Regions from separate parts of the Homo sapiens genome. Here region 2 is linked to region 1. The links are chromatin loops, found by intact Hi-C in ENCODE. Cell type or tissue: Calu3. All regions are shown on one strand. Each heading gives the region's core, and the rest is flanking DNA. Links, peaks and the distances in the headings are about the cores only.

The links. Peaks named below come from ENCODE experiments on the same cell type or tissue, not always from the same donor. Only the 100,000 strongest peaks of a DNase experiment are listed, where the experiment ranks them.
Region 2: a loop joins it to region 1, with 3 times the contacts of the local background. A loop is called at or near these places in 6 of 110 quality-filtered maps.

The regions. Positions count from the first base shown.
Region 1 is chr4:169,066,265-169,074,602 of GRCh38, forward strand. LOC105377527 (a long non-coding RNA gene) reads right to left here and starts at 8,009. Exons shown (of 5, transcript XR_939429.3): 1 at 7,889-8,009; 2 at 5,764-5,936; 3 at 4,381-4,485. RefSeq lists enhancers at 3,586-4,540, 7,770-8,269. In Calu3, for the core only: no CTCF peak of the experiment used is centred there; DNase peaks (open chromatin) are centred at 2,377, 3,917, 4,277 and 4,727.
Region 2 is chr4:169,013,744-169,022,081 of GRCh38, forward strand. No RefSeq gene overlaps it. Among named protein-coding and RNA genes, the nearest start is that of CBR4-DT, 7.5 kb to the left of the region's middle. RefSeq lists enhancers at 2,403-2,903, 3,968-4,468. In Calu3, for the core only: no CTCF peak of the experiment used is centred there; no DNase peak of the experiment used is centred there.

The DNA of each region.
Region 1 (8,338 bases), core at 151-8,150:
CAACAGAGCAAGACCCCGTCTCAAAAACAAAAACAAACAAACAAAACTATCAGTTCTTATAGGTGAAAACAGGAATCCAGATGATATGAGGCTCCACCAGATATTAGTGAGGACAGTGTGACCTACATGTGATTTTCTTTGTGGAAGGTTTAAAAACAGAAACATGAGCAACCTTGGTGCGAGACTTAGACCTATAACGAGGGCATCTGCTTTTCCTTACTCAAGCTACACCAGGATTGGGACAAACTAGAGTGATGTCATCTTGATTTTTTTTTTTTTGTCACCCAGGCTGGAGTGCAATGGCATGGTCTCGGCTCACTGCAACCTCTGCCTCCCGAGTTCAAGCGATTCTCCCACCTCAGCCTCCTGAGTAGCTGGGACTACAGGCATGTGCCATCACTCTGGCTAATTTTTGTATTTTTAGTAGAAATGGGGTTTTACTATGTTGGCCAGGCTAGTCTCGAACTCCTGACCTCATGATCTGCCTGCCTCAGCCTCCCAAAGTGCTGGGATTACAGATGTGAGCCATCACACCCGGCCTGTCATCTTGAATTTTATTCACATATTTTGATCTTCATTTATTTGGAGTGAAGGCATATAAGTTATCAAAAATTAAAAATAATATTTTGAAATTTTAAACTGAGGTTCTTTTTCTTCAAAGTTATTGACTCTGCCCCCATTGGCTCAATGGCATTCATTACTTCAGGAGAAAGTGAAAACAGCGAGAACAAAGCAGCCAGGAGGTGCTGAGCGGATGGATAATTCACAATATCTGAAGCCACAGTCGCTTGAAAGAGCTAGTCATGTGAGAGAGAGGCAGTTTTGTTCTGAATTTCAAAATGGCTTAGTTTTAACCCATTTATGGCTGAGGTGGCAATTTTTTTAATTTGAAAAATCAGACCTTGGAAATGCCTTGAGCAGTAGGATATAAATAACTCCCACATGCTTACCGTTCCAATAATGGAACACTAGGCATAAATAAGCAAGATGATAGTAAAAGCTTGGGGGACAGAGCATAGCATTTATAGGTGTTACGATAAAGCAACTTGTCCAATCTGTGGCCAGGATGGCTTTGAATGCAGCCCAACACAAATTCATAAACTTTCTTAAAACATTATGAGACTTTTTGAATTTTTTTTTTTTTTAGCTCATTAGCTATCATTAGTGTTAGCATATTTTATATGTGGCCCAAGACGATTCTTCTTCCAATGTGGCCCAGGAAAGCCAAAAGATTGGACACCCTGCTCTAAAGGATGCAGCTCATGGCACAAGGTCATTTCTCCACCATAAAAGAAAGCAATACAAATTGCTGCCCAGGCATGGTGGCACACATCTGTATTGCCAGCTACTTAGGAGGCTGAGGCAGGAGGATTGCTTGAGCCCAGGAGATCGAGGCCAGCCTGAGCATAGCAAGACCCTATTCCTTAAACAAAAAAAATTTTTTGGCCGGGCGCAGTGGCTCATGCCTGTAATCCCAGCACTTTGGGAGGCCAAGGTAGGCGGATCACGAGGTCAGGAGATTGAGACCATCCTGTCTAACACAGTGAAACCCCGTCTCTACGAAAAATACAAAAAAATTAGCCGGGGCCGGGCACGGTGGCTCACGCCTGTAATCCCAGCACTTTGGGAGGCCGAGGTGGGAGGATCATGAGGTCAGGAGATCGAAACCATCCTGGCTAACATGGTAAAACCCCGTCTCTACTAAAAATACAAAAAAAAATTAGCCGGGCGTGGTGGCGGGCGCCTGTAGTCCCAGCTACTCAGAAGGCTGAGGCAGGAGAATGGCGTGAACCTGGGAGATGGAGGTTGCAGTGAGCCGAGATTGCGTCACTGCACTCCAGCCTGTGCGACAGAATGAGACTCTGTCTCGAAAAAAAAATTTTTTTAATAAGCATTAAAAAAATAGCTTTCCTGGCACTGCAAAAGCTTACTGGGGGAGGGGGGGGAAATAAAGGCTTTCCTGACTCAGCACCCAGGGAACTGGGGAGCAGAAATGGGGGAGGAGAGAAGAGTTGTAAGAGATACAGACAGAGGTGTGCTTGTTCCCAAGGGGGCGGTGGCTCTGCCTCCTTAGCCGACATTTCACTGGCAGGGGACAGAGAGTACAGGGGTAAGGGCAGAAGGGACGTGGCCCTTGTTTGCTCTAAAACCCTTGCTTCCAGCACCACAAGAACATGAGAGGGGAGAGAAGCAGAGCGGAAAGGCAGGCAGGGCAGACCTGGACTGAAAATGGGCCTCCAAGAACCGCCCCACCTGAGTCTCCCCTACTTCCTTCCTGTGTGGGGAAATCAGGGGAAGAGCCCGTAGCGCCTGGTGAGGGTGAGGAAGGTGGCAGAGAATGAAGCCTTGGCCAGAGCAGCACTGCCACTGCAGTGACGGGGCCTGGCCGGCAGGGAACAGCCACCTCTCCTTTTGTTGCCTAAGAGCAGCTGACAAACTGGGTCAATGGTGAAGGCAACAGTGACCAAGACTGACACGCACCACCAAGGCAACAAGATGTCTCCAAGGCCAAGGGGGGCCGGAGAACAGGAAGCATGGGACAGACCTGGGGCTCATCCAGAGGAGGAGATGAGGGAGTGTGGCCCTGATGGAATTAAAATCCTGGATTGACTGAGGAATTACCCTAAAGAAGCTTTGAAACCAGAAGGGTGTCAGTTATCCTAAAGTGCCAAGATGAAGAGTTTTCCACTACTTCATAAGTAAATTGAGTACAGTTATAGAGAAATAATGTTTCATTTTTGCAGCTCTGAGATGTCACTGTAAACTTGAAACCCACTACACATTAGAAATACCTGCCCTCAGGCCGGGTGCGGTGGCTCATGCCTGTAATCCCAACACTTTGGGAGGCCAAAGTGGGCAGATCACGAGGTCAAGAGATCAAGACCATCCTGGCCAACATGGTGAAACCCCCGTCTCTATTAAAAATACAAAAATTAGCTGGGCGTGGTGGTGGGCGCCTATAGTCCCAGCTACTCAGGAGGCTAAGGCAGGAGAATCACTCGAACCCGGGAGGTGGAGGTTGCAGTGAGCTGAGATCATGCCACTGCACTCCGGCCTGGGTGACAAAGTGAGACTCTGTCTCGAAAAAAAAGAGAAATCCCTGCCTCCCTTTTATGTTCCCAAAATGTTCCCACCACAGAGGCAGCCTTGTACACTGACAATTTGCCTACATTTGGTGGGGTGTGATTGCAAGACCAGGACCAGACAGCAATCAGCACTACTTTGAGCTTCCAGAAATCTAATCTGGGGAAGTATTCAGGCAAGAGATACATTGATCTCTTATAGAGGACACAAAGACATGAACATTGATAGCCCTGTTGTCATCTTAAAAATCATAATTAGGCCAGGTGTGGTGGCTCACACCTTTAATCCCAACACTTTGGGAGGCTGAGGTGGGTGGATCACCTGAGGTCAGGAGTTTGAGACTAGCCTGGCCAACGTGATGAAACCCCTTCTCTACTAAAAATACAAAAATTAGGCAAGCGTGGTGGCGGGTGCCTGTAGTCCCAGCTACTCAGGAGGCTGAGGCAGGAGAATCACTTGAACCTGGGAGATGGAGGTTGCAGTGAGCTGAGATCATGCCATTGCACTCCAGCCTGGGAGACAGAGCAAGACTCCATCTCAAAAAGAAAATCATAATTACTTTCATGATGTGTACTCTAAGGCAATCTGATAAGTAGTAGGGTATCTGTTCTTTCCCTCATTTCTCTCCCACCCTTACTCTGACTGGTATCTTGGAAGCAGAAAATTCTAATGCAATATTTGCTATGAGTGTTGTCTTTAAATGTCATCCACAATGATTAGGAAGCCCTCACAGACACCAGCCCTGTTTAGCTGGGTGCAGCCGACCAGGTGTTCAACCAGTTTGACTACTCCGCCTCCCTTTGTTAGGCCTCTGAATTATTTATCTCCTGGTATGCGAGTGAGAGACTCAGACTGTGGCTCTCCACATGCCCTGGAGCTAAACGTCCTTGTTTGTTTTCTCCGGAGTAATTTCACTTATTCCCCTCTCCCCTCTCTACAAGGAAGCTGTGGTTCACAGGTATCCATGACTATAATGATTCATGAGGAATCGAAATAAAGGCATTACAAACCCTCTAGATAAAATGAGGACATTCTTTAAGTTCTATTATAAATTGAGTGTAGCCCAAGAATTCAACGGAGAATGAATAAGAGATTACCGGTTGTCTGGTTAGAGATTAGTGGTTGCCCCCAGGGAATAGCTTGTTGGCTTGTGTGGGCGGCCAGAAAACACGGCAGCCTCAGCTCTCTTTGGAGTCCTTCCTTCAGAGAGGAATTGACTTCCTAGCAATTCATTTCCCCGTGATTGTGGCCCATGCTCACAGAGGCCAAAACAAACAGGCCCAGGAAGATTCTTACCGTGGCCAGTGGAGAGCCCGGCCTGGCAGCACCCCTCAGGCTTCGCCGCTGCCTTGTGTGCATCCCAAGCAATCTTTGTCAGCATCCCCATGGCCACAAAACTTCCTTTTTAAAAAAAAAACGAAAAATGTAGTTTAAATGTTCACATGCACATCACAGCTAACTTCTATTACCTTTAAAAATGCTTTTAAATTTTTTAGACTTTATTTAGTGTAAAATTAAGTTTAGCCCAATGCTGCCTCCTTATAGTTTACATTCTGCCTAAAGCTGTGCTCATGCATAGTGCACTGTCACCTGACAGGGTGTGTAAACACACGGCTGCCTACTCTTGTGTCAATCACCCAGTTCCGGCCAAAGGCGGGCAGTTCTTCAAACCATGAACAAACAAGGCAATCATCCAGCAGTAACCAGCCTGGCTCTTTCTGTGCCTCGCTTCTGTTTCCTGTACATCCCTTTCCTTTTTCTGTCCGTAAATCTTCCTCCACCATGTGCCTAAGCTGGAGCTTCTCTGAACCCATTCTGGTCCAGGGGCTGCCCTATTCACAAATAATTTTTTGCTCAATTAAACTCTGTTAAGTTAAACGTCTCTGTGGTTTTTCTTTTAACATTAGAGACAGGGTCTCACTCTGTCACCCAGGCAGTGGTGCAATCATGGCTCACTGCAACCTCTATCTTCTAGGCTCAAAAGATCCTCCCACCTCACCTCCCGAGTAGCTGAGACCATAGGCATATGCCACCACACCTGGCTCATCTCTCCTTTGTAATGCCTTATGTTTTCATTAAAAAAAATATACTCTTAAGGCTGAAAGTTCGTTTAGACTAAACATAGCTTGAGGCCCCTTGACAGCACCCCTGGATGCTGGCCATCCAGTCTCGAATCTGAACGTCTTCAGTGACAGGGAGGTAACTTGCTCCCTCCCAACATAGACTCATCCACTTTTGGGTTGCTCCAGTGGAAACCCTTTCTTAGACTGAAGATTCCCTATAATTTACATCAATTGTACCTAATTTCATGCCTTGACACCCCGTGGGATAAATCGTACCCATCTTCCATGTGAAAGCTCTGTAGAAAATTGGTGACCACTATGTCATCACTCCCCCCATGGCCCTTCTTCATGGCCGAGCTCCTGCGGTGGTATCATTCTTCCTCTACGAAGGGGCTGAGAGTGTCTACCACCCCGCTGCTCCCCTCTGAACAGCCTCCAACTCGTCGAGCCCTTTGAAAACTGTGGTGCACATAGCTTGGCACAGGGCTCAGCTGTGGTCTCTCCAGTGCAGAATGAGGCAGAAGGCTTTGTTGGAAATACCATACATCTATTAATGCAGCCAAGGATTTAATGAGCTTTCTTGGCAACCACATGAAATTATGGCTTTTTTTCTTACCAGCAACTACATATTTGAGTGGTTGGATTTTGTAAACCAAGACCAGAGCCTTCCGTTTACCATTATGGACTTTATCTTGTAATATGGGCTGATTCATTCAGACTTTTAGAGATCTTCTGGGGTTTTGATTTTGCCCTTCAATGTATTAGTATTCCACTCATTCTCTGTGTCACCTGCAAATACAACAAGTTTATTTTTGGTCTTTGGCCAAGCCACTGATAAAACAAAAACAAAAACAAAAAAACACAACAACAACAAAAAACCCTCATGTGGCACGATAATGCAGAGTTCTGTGGTATTCCAATAAAACCAGTCCTCTGGATTAAAAAGAATCAATTAATTAGCAAGCTTTGGCTATGATCCTTCAACCCGTTAAAAACCAGCACAATTACCCTATCCCTCAACCCCTGTGAGGACAACATTAGCCATTCTTTACGGCAGCTCATCATCTGACCCCACTTTCTGCGTGGGAGAATTCCCTACTTTGCGAGTCTGTCAGAAGGCAGAGACCACCTCCTCCCATGAGAAGTGAAACAGGTCAGCATCTGGCTTTCCCAGCTCCCTCCATAGCTAAGGTGTGGGCATATGATCTGGGCTCCACCAAACAGAGGCATTGGGCTGAACTTTGACTCAGGAGCTGGAGAGGCAAAAACGTTGGGACTTTAAGGACTCTGTTTTGGCAGAGGATGGGGACAGCTTTATACCCTTTTCAGGACACCAGGGTTAGTGTTAGCCGTGTCAGCAGGGCAAACCTTGGTGTTCATGCCGATGTTGACAAGCTGTCATGCCCTCCAAAGACCAGGGCTGTGATTGTGGATGCGGCTCTGCATCCAAAAATCCATAAATCACATCAGATGTAGGATATCTGAGCCTGATTGTCTGGCCCTTCTGGACAGCTGGTAAACTTCCCTATATCCTTGAATAAAATCCCTTTTCTGTTTAAACTCACTAGAATTTGTTTCTGTTCTTTGTGACCTAAAAGCTGCGAGTGATACTCTGCCTCTGTACCTTATCCCCAGGGCACCCAAGCAACTATGTCAGTTTCCTTTCTGAAGTGTAGAGGGACCATATCCATCTTGTATCTCTAAGTTTGCCAGTGGAGTAATCCTATCAGAAAAGGAGATGGAATCAGGCTAACACAATTTGCTTTTAGTGACATGGGGCTGACTATAATCACTGCCTGCTGGTTTCTAAGAGCTCAGAAACCACCTTCTAGCATTCTCTTCAACACTCTCACCAAGAATCAATCTCAAGCTTACTGATCTATAGGTCATAGAACCCACCTTCTTTTTCTTTTTGAAAATTAGAATTACGTATTTCCCATCTCTGTGGCTCGGTTATTTTTCATAATTCCTAGAGATCATCCAAAAGATTTCCCAATCACCTCCACAAATTCTTTCCATTTTCTTTACTATGAAAATATTCTCATACCATCTCCTCATAGGTTTGATTTGTTCTTTTTGATTTGAAAAATGTTCTTTTTTGAGAAGACAGAAGCAGAGCAAGAGTTAAGGAATTCCATTTTCTGTGTTATGTTTGAATATTGCATTGTCCAGTTGACACTACAGACATTCCTCAGAACCTGTCCTAGACCTGCAGACAAAGGCGAGGCATAGCCCATCTCTCTGCAATTTCAAATATCTAAACCCAAACCCCATGCCCTCCAGTCTAAATACACTGTCTTAGTCCATTTGGGCTGCTGTAACAAAATACCTTAGACTGGGTAATTTATAAAAAGCAGAATGTGGCCGGGCGCGGTGGCTCACCCCTATAATCCCAGCACTTTGGGAGCCTGAGGTGGGCAGATCACTTGAGGTCAGCAGTTCAAGATCAGCCTGGCCAACATGGTGAAACCCCATCTCTACTAAAAATACAGAAATTAGCTGGGTGTGGTGGCAGGTGCCTGTAATCCCAGCTACTCTGGAGGCTGAAGCTGGAGAATAGTTTGAACCTGGGAGGTGGAGTTTGCAATCCCAGCTAATCTGGAGGCTGAAGCAGGAGAATAGTTTGAACCTGGGAGGCGGAGGTTGCAGTGAGTCGGAGACTGCACCACTGCACTCCAGCCTGGATGACAGAGCGAGACTCAATCTCAAAAAGAAAAAAAGTGCGGAATTTTATTGCTCACAGTTCTGAAGGCCGAGAAGTTCAACATCAAGGTGCCACCGGATTCGGTGCCTGGTGAGGGCCCTCTGCTTCATACAGGGCACCTTCTTGCTGCATTCTCACATGGTGGAAGGAGGAAAGGGGCAAGCAAACTCCCTCAGGCCTCTTTTATGGCGGGATTATTCCCATTCACGAGGGTTCTGCCCTCATGACCCAACAGCCCCACCTCTTAAAGGCAAAACATTGGAGATTCGATTTCAACAGATGAGGGAGTCTCTGAGCCTACTCTAGCTCAGAAGGTTACCTGCCAAAAAAAAAAAAAAAAAACAAGGAAAGAAAAAGAAAAAAAAAAGAAGATTTCAACATGTGAATTTTGGAGGGATGCAAACACTCACACCATAGCGCTGTCCTTGAATATAGTATGTGCCTTATGAATGCTAGTGGCATAAAGCTAACAAAAGGCTATAACTTA
Region 2 (8,338 bases), core at 318-8,317, 52 kb before region 1:
TAATCTAAATTGTAAGGAATGTACTTTTTATCACTTACAAAAGTTTATTTCATTTTGATTGGGAACAAAAAATGTGGCCCATGAGCTTGTTATTTTGTTGAATTGGCGTTTATGCCTCTGAGGCTGCCCACCGAGACCTAAACCTGGCACTCAGTTGCCTAAGGCAGAAGCATGGAGTTTATTCCTTCCCTCTCTCAACATCCCACATCCAATCAGTCACAAAGTCCTGCTGATTCTACTCCCTAAATACCATTCCAACTTCTACACATCCATGCTTCTCCAAACACTGTCTTCTCAACCTCGAATGCTCCCACTGCTTTCCCTGGTAACATCTGATTTATCATTCAAAATGTGGCTCAAACATCTCTTGCAATGGAAGCTTCTCCTGACCCAAAGGAGGACATGCTGATGTCCTTCTTTACCCGTCCTCTTACCTTGTATGTGTCTTCAAGTCTGTATTTCATGGAGTTACTGTGACGTCAGAATCCACATAATTTTAGGAAGATAGTGAATAGATTCTCAAGGATCTGTGAACCTACCAAGCTGAATACAAAATCTCATGTGCTTTTTAGATGAGTAGCTTCTTGAAAGAGGGTCCACTTCCTTCACTGGGTTCTCAAGGGGAACTTTCACCTAAAATGGTTAAGTGCCAGGTGTAGTGGCTCACGCCTGTAATCCCAGCATTTTGGGAGATGGAGGCGGCAGGATCACTTGAGCCCAGGCATTTGAGACCAGCCTGGGCAACATGGTGAGACCTCATCTTTTTTAAAAAAACATAAAAAATAAAATAAAATGGTTAAAAACTTTCTGTTTTTAATTGCCAACTCTTTGAATCCAGAAATGATCACATTGGTTTTTGTTTCCCTGTTTGTAGCACAGTTCCTAGGGCTTGTGAATGCTAAATAAATGAGTTAACAAATGAATCAATGAGTGAATGAAATAACTCACTTAAAAGGAATTTATTGCTATAAGCAAGAACCAGTGTCGATACAGCTATGATTAAGATAGACCTGGTGCCTGTTTTCGTTGGGAAAATAATCTGGCAAGGAAGACAGACATTAAACAATTAATCATGCCATCACTATTTAATTCCAATGGTGGGAAGAACTATAAAGGAGAAGTACAGGCTGCTAGGAGGGATCATAACTAGGGGCATTGATCCAATATGGAGGCCTGGGGTCAGAGAAGGCTTCTTCTTTCAGGACATAATGTTCTATAAAGTAAATGAATAATAACAAAGAAAGATTGCAAAGAATGATAACTACAGCTACTATCCATTCATTATGTTACAAAGCCAACTAGGTGATAACATAATTTATACATGAAGAATAAAATTCTGAATTAAAAATTCACCCTTAATAATGAAAGAGATTGTTAGTCAAAGTAGAGTTAGTATTACGCCTAGATGAGATCACAGGTTGGACATTTCACCAGGAAGTACCATGGGAGAGCATAATGCCTGAAATTTTATGAAACTCTTTTTTTTTTCCCAGCCAAAAATTTTATAATGGTATAAAGCCAGCTCTGGATACTTAAAATCAGGCCCCAAATGCAGCACGCCTGCCAAGCCACATAGAAGAGGAGAACTCAGTGTTCCTGAAATTAGTTTTAAGACTGGCCTCAATCCTCTGACCCCAGCCTCTCACTATTCCATTTCCATCTCTTTGTTTCAGGGCCTTCCCCCCTCTATCCTTCTGGCTGCATAGTCTCACGTGGCTCTCAACTCACCTGCTGCATTTCCCAGACTTAAGTGAGCCTTTCCCATCCAGGCCCTGCGGCTACTCAGACTCCTAGATCTGTATCAGAGGCACGGGCCTGGCAGCCTTCACTGCACTTGGGCTCTGAAAGACGTTCTCACTCTTGCAAGTCACCTGGGAAAGCCAGAATCGATACTGTATGGTTTAACATTTGAAACTGACTTGCAGGTAATGGCTTCTGCATTTCCAGAAGGCACCCGTGTGCCTGTAGGGATCTCATTTTAAGGATCACTGCTTTTTGTTTCTCATCTACAGGCTACAGAGACCCATCTCTCAGTTTGGATTTTGATTAAACAGTTATGCAGAGTAGAAAACTTGGGCCATACACAAAACTTAATTAAAATAAGCCTCCACTTGGGATTAATGTATGTTATTGACTGAATCGTGTCCCTCCCCGCTCCCCCCTCTCCTGCCATATTCATATGTTCAAGTCCTAACCTCCAATGTGGCTGTATTTGGAGATAGTGCCCTTAGGGAGATAATTAAGATTAAATGAGGTTCTAAGGGTAGGGCTCTAATCCAATAGGACACCAGAGAGCTTGTGCTGGGAATCTCTCTCTCTCTCTCTCTCTCTCTCTCTCTCTCTCTCTCTCTCTCTCTGTCTCTCTCTCTCTCTGTTGCCTCCCTGTACAAGGCCATGTGAGGACACAGTGAGAAGGCAGCTATCTGCAAGCCCGGAAGAGAAGCCTCACCAGAAACCAACACGATTGCACCTTGATCTCAGACTTTCAGGCTCCAGAACTGTGAGAAAATTAATTTCTGGTGTCGAAACCACCCAGTCTGTGGTATTTTTTTATGGCAGTCCCAGCAGATACAATGTGACTGTTTACTTTCTTCTCTACTACAGGCAAGCTGCAAAGTGCTGCTAAGTAATATCACACAGCCACTGCTGATTGTGTGAGTTGAGTTGGGGAGAGGTTGTTACTATGAGACCTATTCCAGAGCAGAAACAGGAAGATTGTGAATCTCATCCTCGTCACTTGCCCATGGCCTGCAGCATCCAGACCCCTCGAGGTCCTCTCCTATCTTCTTGCCAAAGCTTACTTTCAGGGAGGACTTGGAAATTCATTCCCTCTAGGTGGTAAATAATGTAACAGCATAAAGTGTTATGTCACCTAGGGACATGTAAATTGAGCCGAGAGCCAAGTGTTAAGCTAAAGGGATGACAATCTAACAGGGAAATATCATCTAGCATCTACCTGTCCAACAATATGAATCTACTGCGAGCTCAGGAACATCCCCAGTATCAGATGTAAAGCTCTGGGGATAAGAGGGCAAAGAAGGCAATTACCTGAATTGTGGAGCTCACATGTGTTGAGAGAAACAGACAAATAAGCAGATTACGATACAGTGTGATAAAGGCTGTAAATGTGAATGAAGTGCTATAGGAACATAGAGCTTCAGGCTCAGGCCAAATAGGCAGGGGGGCATGTGTGTGTGTAGACATCTATATATGTATACATATATACACATGTGTATATTTTATTATAGGTATACATTATAGGTATGTATGCATTATTATATGTATGTGTATACATGTGTTTGTGAGAGTGTGTAGGTGGGTGGGTGGGTGTGTAAAAGTAAGCCCTTACTGGCCAGACACGGTGGCTCACGCCTGTAATCCCAGCACTTTGGGAGGCCAGAGCGGGTGGATCACTTGAGGTCCAGAGTTCGAGACCAGCCTCACCAACATGGAGAAACCCTGTCTCTACTAAAAATACAAAATTAGCCGGGTTTCACATGCCTGTAATCCCAACTACTCGGGAGGCTGAGGCAGGAGAATCGTTTGAACCCGGGAGGCTGAGGTTGCGGTGAGCCAAGATTGCACCATTGCACTCCAGCCTGGGCAGCAACAGTGAAACTCTGTCTCAAAAAACAACAACAACAACAACAACAACAACAAAAAACAAAAGTAAGCCCTTACCAAGATAACAGCAAATGCTCATTGGATAACTTAAATGCTATGTGCCAAGTACACTGTCTACTTGTGTTTAATTCTCACAGCAAACTATGATGTAGAAAAATATTGCTACCCTTGTGTTTGCAAACAAGGAAGCCAAAGCACAGAGATGTTAGATTGTCCAAGATCACACAACTAGTAAGTGGCAGAACTTGTAGAATTTCTACTCAAGCAGTCTCGCTACAGAGCCTTCTCCCCAACCACTACATGATATTGTCTCTCCCTCATCTTCCCAGGAATCCTGAAAATGTACCATATACACATAAATCCAAATCTGGAAACTGACTTTAGATAGTTGTAATTGTAGTTGAGATTCTTTTTTGGCTGCAAGAAAGAGAAGCCCTCGAAAGCAATTCAAATATGTGTTTATGATGCAGAATATGACATCAACAAAAAGCAAGCTGGGACCCCGTGGAACTAGAGATGGGCCTCATTGGGAGCCCCAGGGACCACAGCAGCACATCCCTCTGCCCCCTTAATGCTCTCTGAGGCCGTAAGAGCCCCCTTCTCTGCTGTCCTCTGTTTTAAATTTCTCCTTCCTGCAGACCCACTTTATTTACTAATCACACAGTTGAAAATGGCTGAGCCCCATAGGACTTTTCAGTTCAAGGGATTAAACTCTGACTCCCTTTGTTCAAGACAGAGAATTGGATTGGTTGTTAATGAGGGGATAGATTAGCGCCTGTGGAGAGCAGTTCTCGGGGGAGGCAGGTTGCCATGTGAGTGAGTGGGGTGCTCAAAGGCGGAAGGTGCACCCGCAGCCAAGCACCATTGCCACAGGGGCTCAGTGTGGGCGGCCTTATTAAAGGAGGCTTGGCTGGGCATGTGCTCCCCAGCAGATCAGATACACCATACAAGCAGCATCCCCCTAGGGGATCTTTGCTCAAAATAAGCTCTGTTTTAAATGCAACATGTACACCATTTAGTCTCCTTAACAGACTACTGCCTTTTTCTCTTTTTCAAATATTATTAGCTGAGCTCAATGCCCCATGAAATCTGTAAATGTTTTGTTCCAAGTAACCAGTAGTGAGTCCCAGAACCAGCACCCAACATATAATAATATGAAGAGAAATGGAAGAGGAGGTGATAATGTATGAGGAGAGAGATACGAATTTTTAAGAAGTGAAACAGACACCAATCCTATAAGGAATATGAATCAGTCCCCTCTGGCAAGTAATACTCATAATTTGCTTAACTTACTGAGTTGAGGAGTACATATTTATGGGTCCCTATATAACCTATGAGTGGGAAAAAATGGGCCAAAATTCACCTTATTTTTAAAAATGACATATTAATTTATTTGGCTAATTTACTAGGCTAGCCATTAAACCACAATAATTTTAAATAAATGAGTATAAAGTAGATGATCCTTAACCAAAACTATGGAATGTATCCTTTTTCCCTTCTACTAAATAGAGATGGAATAAATCAGTTGAAAAGAATTGGCTTAGAAGGTGACAGAGGCCTGGCACCATGGCTCACGCCTGTAATCCCAACACTTCAGGAGGCCAAGGTGGGAAGATCACTTGAGCTCAGGAGTTTGAGACCAGCCTGGGCAACACAGAAAGACCCTGTGTCTACAAAATTAAAATTGAAAAATTATCTGTGTGTAGTGGTGCGTGCCTGTGGTCCTAGCTCCTTGGGAGACTAAGGTGGGAGGATTGCTTGAGCCCAAGAGGTCTAGGCTGCAGTCAGCTGTGACCATGCCACAGCACTCTAGCCTGGGTGACAGACAGAGACCCCCTGTCTCCAAAAATAAAAAAAGTGACAGATGACAACATGAATACTTTTCATTCACAACATACACTCTAACTGTTTCAGGCAAAATTCCATAAATATATATAAAACTGGCAATATAGCATCATATATAACTCTGGGTTTAGTCTACTGAATTTGAATTCTGGCTCTACCACAAGCTGTGTAATCTTGGGCAAGTTATTAAACTCTCTGGGTTAAGATTTCTTTATGCAAAAAATAGGGAAAATAATACTGGCATGAGGTTATTGACAGCCATAAGATAGGTTGATCCTATATAAAATACTTAGCACGATGCCATCGCCTTACAATTATTAATAATTAGTAGCACCTCCTTTCAATAGGAAATAGGCATTCTGGACTTATGCATCAGACAGCCATAGTTTAGCCATCACTATTGAGAGACTTGCCTTATATTATTATTCTGGTTTCTCAGGTCAGAAAACATTTTCTTCTGTTTTTGTTTTTCTTCTGATATTCCTTACTTCTTGTATCTCACACAAAATATGTCAGTCACAATTCTGGGTCTGGCATGGTGGCTCATGACTATAAGCCCAGCACTTTGGGAGGCCGAGGTGGGTGGGTCACTTCAGGTCAGGAGTTTGAGACCATCCTGTCCAACATGGTGAAACCTTGTCTCTACAAAAAAATACAAAAATTAGCCGGGCATGGGGCACGTGCCTGTAATCCCAGCTACTCAGGAGGCTGAGGCAGGAGAATCACTTGAACCCAGGAGGCGGAGGTTGCAGTAAGCTGAGATCGCACCACCGCACTCCAGCCTGGGTAACAGAGCAAGACTCCATCTCAAAAAAATAATAATAATAAAAGTAAATAAATCAATAAATTCTGGCTTCTAACTTCCATTTCTTTCAAATCAATGTATTAAAAATATATATCTGAGGTCTGAGGGTTCAACCTGAACAAGTTTATTTATTTGTAAAAGATTATCCTCAAATATATTTCTAAAGTTCCAGTCCTCAGAATAACATAATAAAGCGTATTTCCCTGTTAGCATCTATTACATCCTCATTTTCCTTTTTAGCACAAGTCTGGACTTATGTGGAATTCTGGGAGACGTTTTGAAGCTATTGATGAAGTGGTGAATCCAACAGAAATAGATACACATGCAAAGCAGTGTGTATTGGACATGAATCACCATAGGGGTGTCTCATCCTCATCGTATCTATGAAGAAGAGATGTTAACACACACCAGCCTAACAGCAATAGCATAGATGACACAGGGAAGACATGGAATGTTTTTCTTTCCTCTCGCTTTGTTTTATTTTTTATTTTTGTCTTATTTATTTATTTATTTATTCAAGATAGGATCTCGCTCTGTCACCCAGGCTGGAGTGCAGTGGCTCAATCTTGGCTCACTGTAGCCTTGACCTCCTGGGCTCATACAGTCCTCTCATCTCAGCCTCCCAAATAGCTGGGACCTCAGGCGCATGCCACCATGCCTGGCTAATTTTTTTGTATTTTTTTGTAGAGATAGGATCTCACTATATTGCCCAAACACATCTCGAACTCCTGGACTCAAGCGATCTGCATGCCTCGGCCTCCCAAAGGGCTGGGATTACAGGTGTAAGTCACCGTATCTGGCCTATTTTTGTGTTTAACCAATACTTTTATTTTTTCTTTTAGGTTGGACAAAACGTCTAATGTATAATATTAATATATTCACCTTTATACCAATACAGTTGTGAAATATAATTTTCTTTCTTCTTTTTTTATTAAGTCCAACTTTTATTTTAGATTTGGGGGGCACATGTGTAGGTTTGTTACATGGGTATATTGCATGATGCTGAGATTTGTGATACAAATAATCCCATCCACCAGGTAGTGAGCATAGCAGCCAATAGTTTTTCAACCTTTGTCCCGCTTCTCCCTCCCAACCCCCACAAGAAGTCCCCAGTGTCTATTGTTTCCATTGTCAAGGACATGGAATTTTTTGTGACGCACCACAAAATATCAATATATTTAATTTCATCACATGATCTAAGAATAACTTAGTAGCAGAAAATGTATACTTCATATTACAGATATTTCACGCTTAAAAAAATCACAACACAGGTCCACATCAATGAGGAGAAGACTAACTCTAAAACTATGTGATGGCCGGACACAGTGGCTCACGCCTGCAATCCCAGCACTTTGAGAGGCCAAGACTGGTGAATCACCTGAGGTTAGGCGTTCGAGACCAGCCTGGCCAACTTGCTGAAACCCCATCTCTACTAAAAATACAAAAAAATTAGCCAGGCTTGGTGGCACACGCCTGTAATCCCAACTACTTGGGAGGCTGAGGCAGGAGAATCGCTGGAACCCGGGAAGTGGAGGTTGCAGTGAGCCGAGATGGCGCCACTACACCCCAGCCTGGGCGACAGAGTGAGACTCCATCTCAAATAAATAAATAAATAAATAAATAATAAATAAAACTATGTGATCAGCTGTGTTCAAGTATTTAAATTAATATTTAATTAGCACGTCTTTGTTAATCTGGGGGATTCATATATCTGAAGACCTGAGCCCACGGATGCATGGTGAGAATGTGTTGCACTCCCTTCACTGTGGCAGAGCCAAGGAAGACAGCAGTGAACCGCAGTTATTCCCCTCATGCTGCAAGATGTGTGCTGAACAAGTGATTATAGTTATGAAAAATGTTAAGAAAAGAAAGTGCAGGTGGAGGGGCCGTAGAAATGAATAATGGGCAATTAGCCTAGCCTGGGCAATCAGGAGAAACTCCCTAGGAAGTTCCACTTAAGTTGAGTCTTGGTGAATGAGAAAGGGTTAATCAGGTGAAGAAAGCTGTGGGGCAGGAGCTGTTAAATGTGGAGAAGAGAGGTCTAGGCACCTGGCTACATAATGA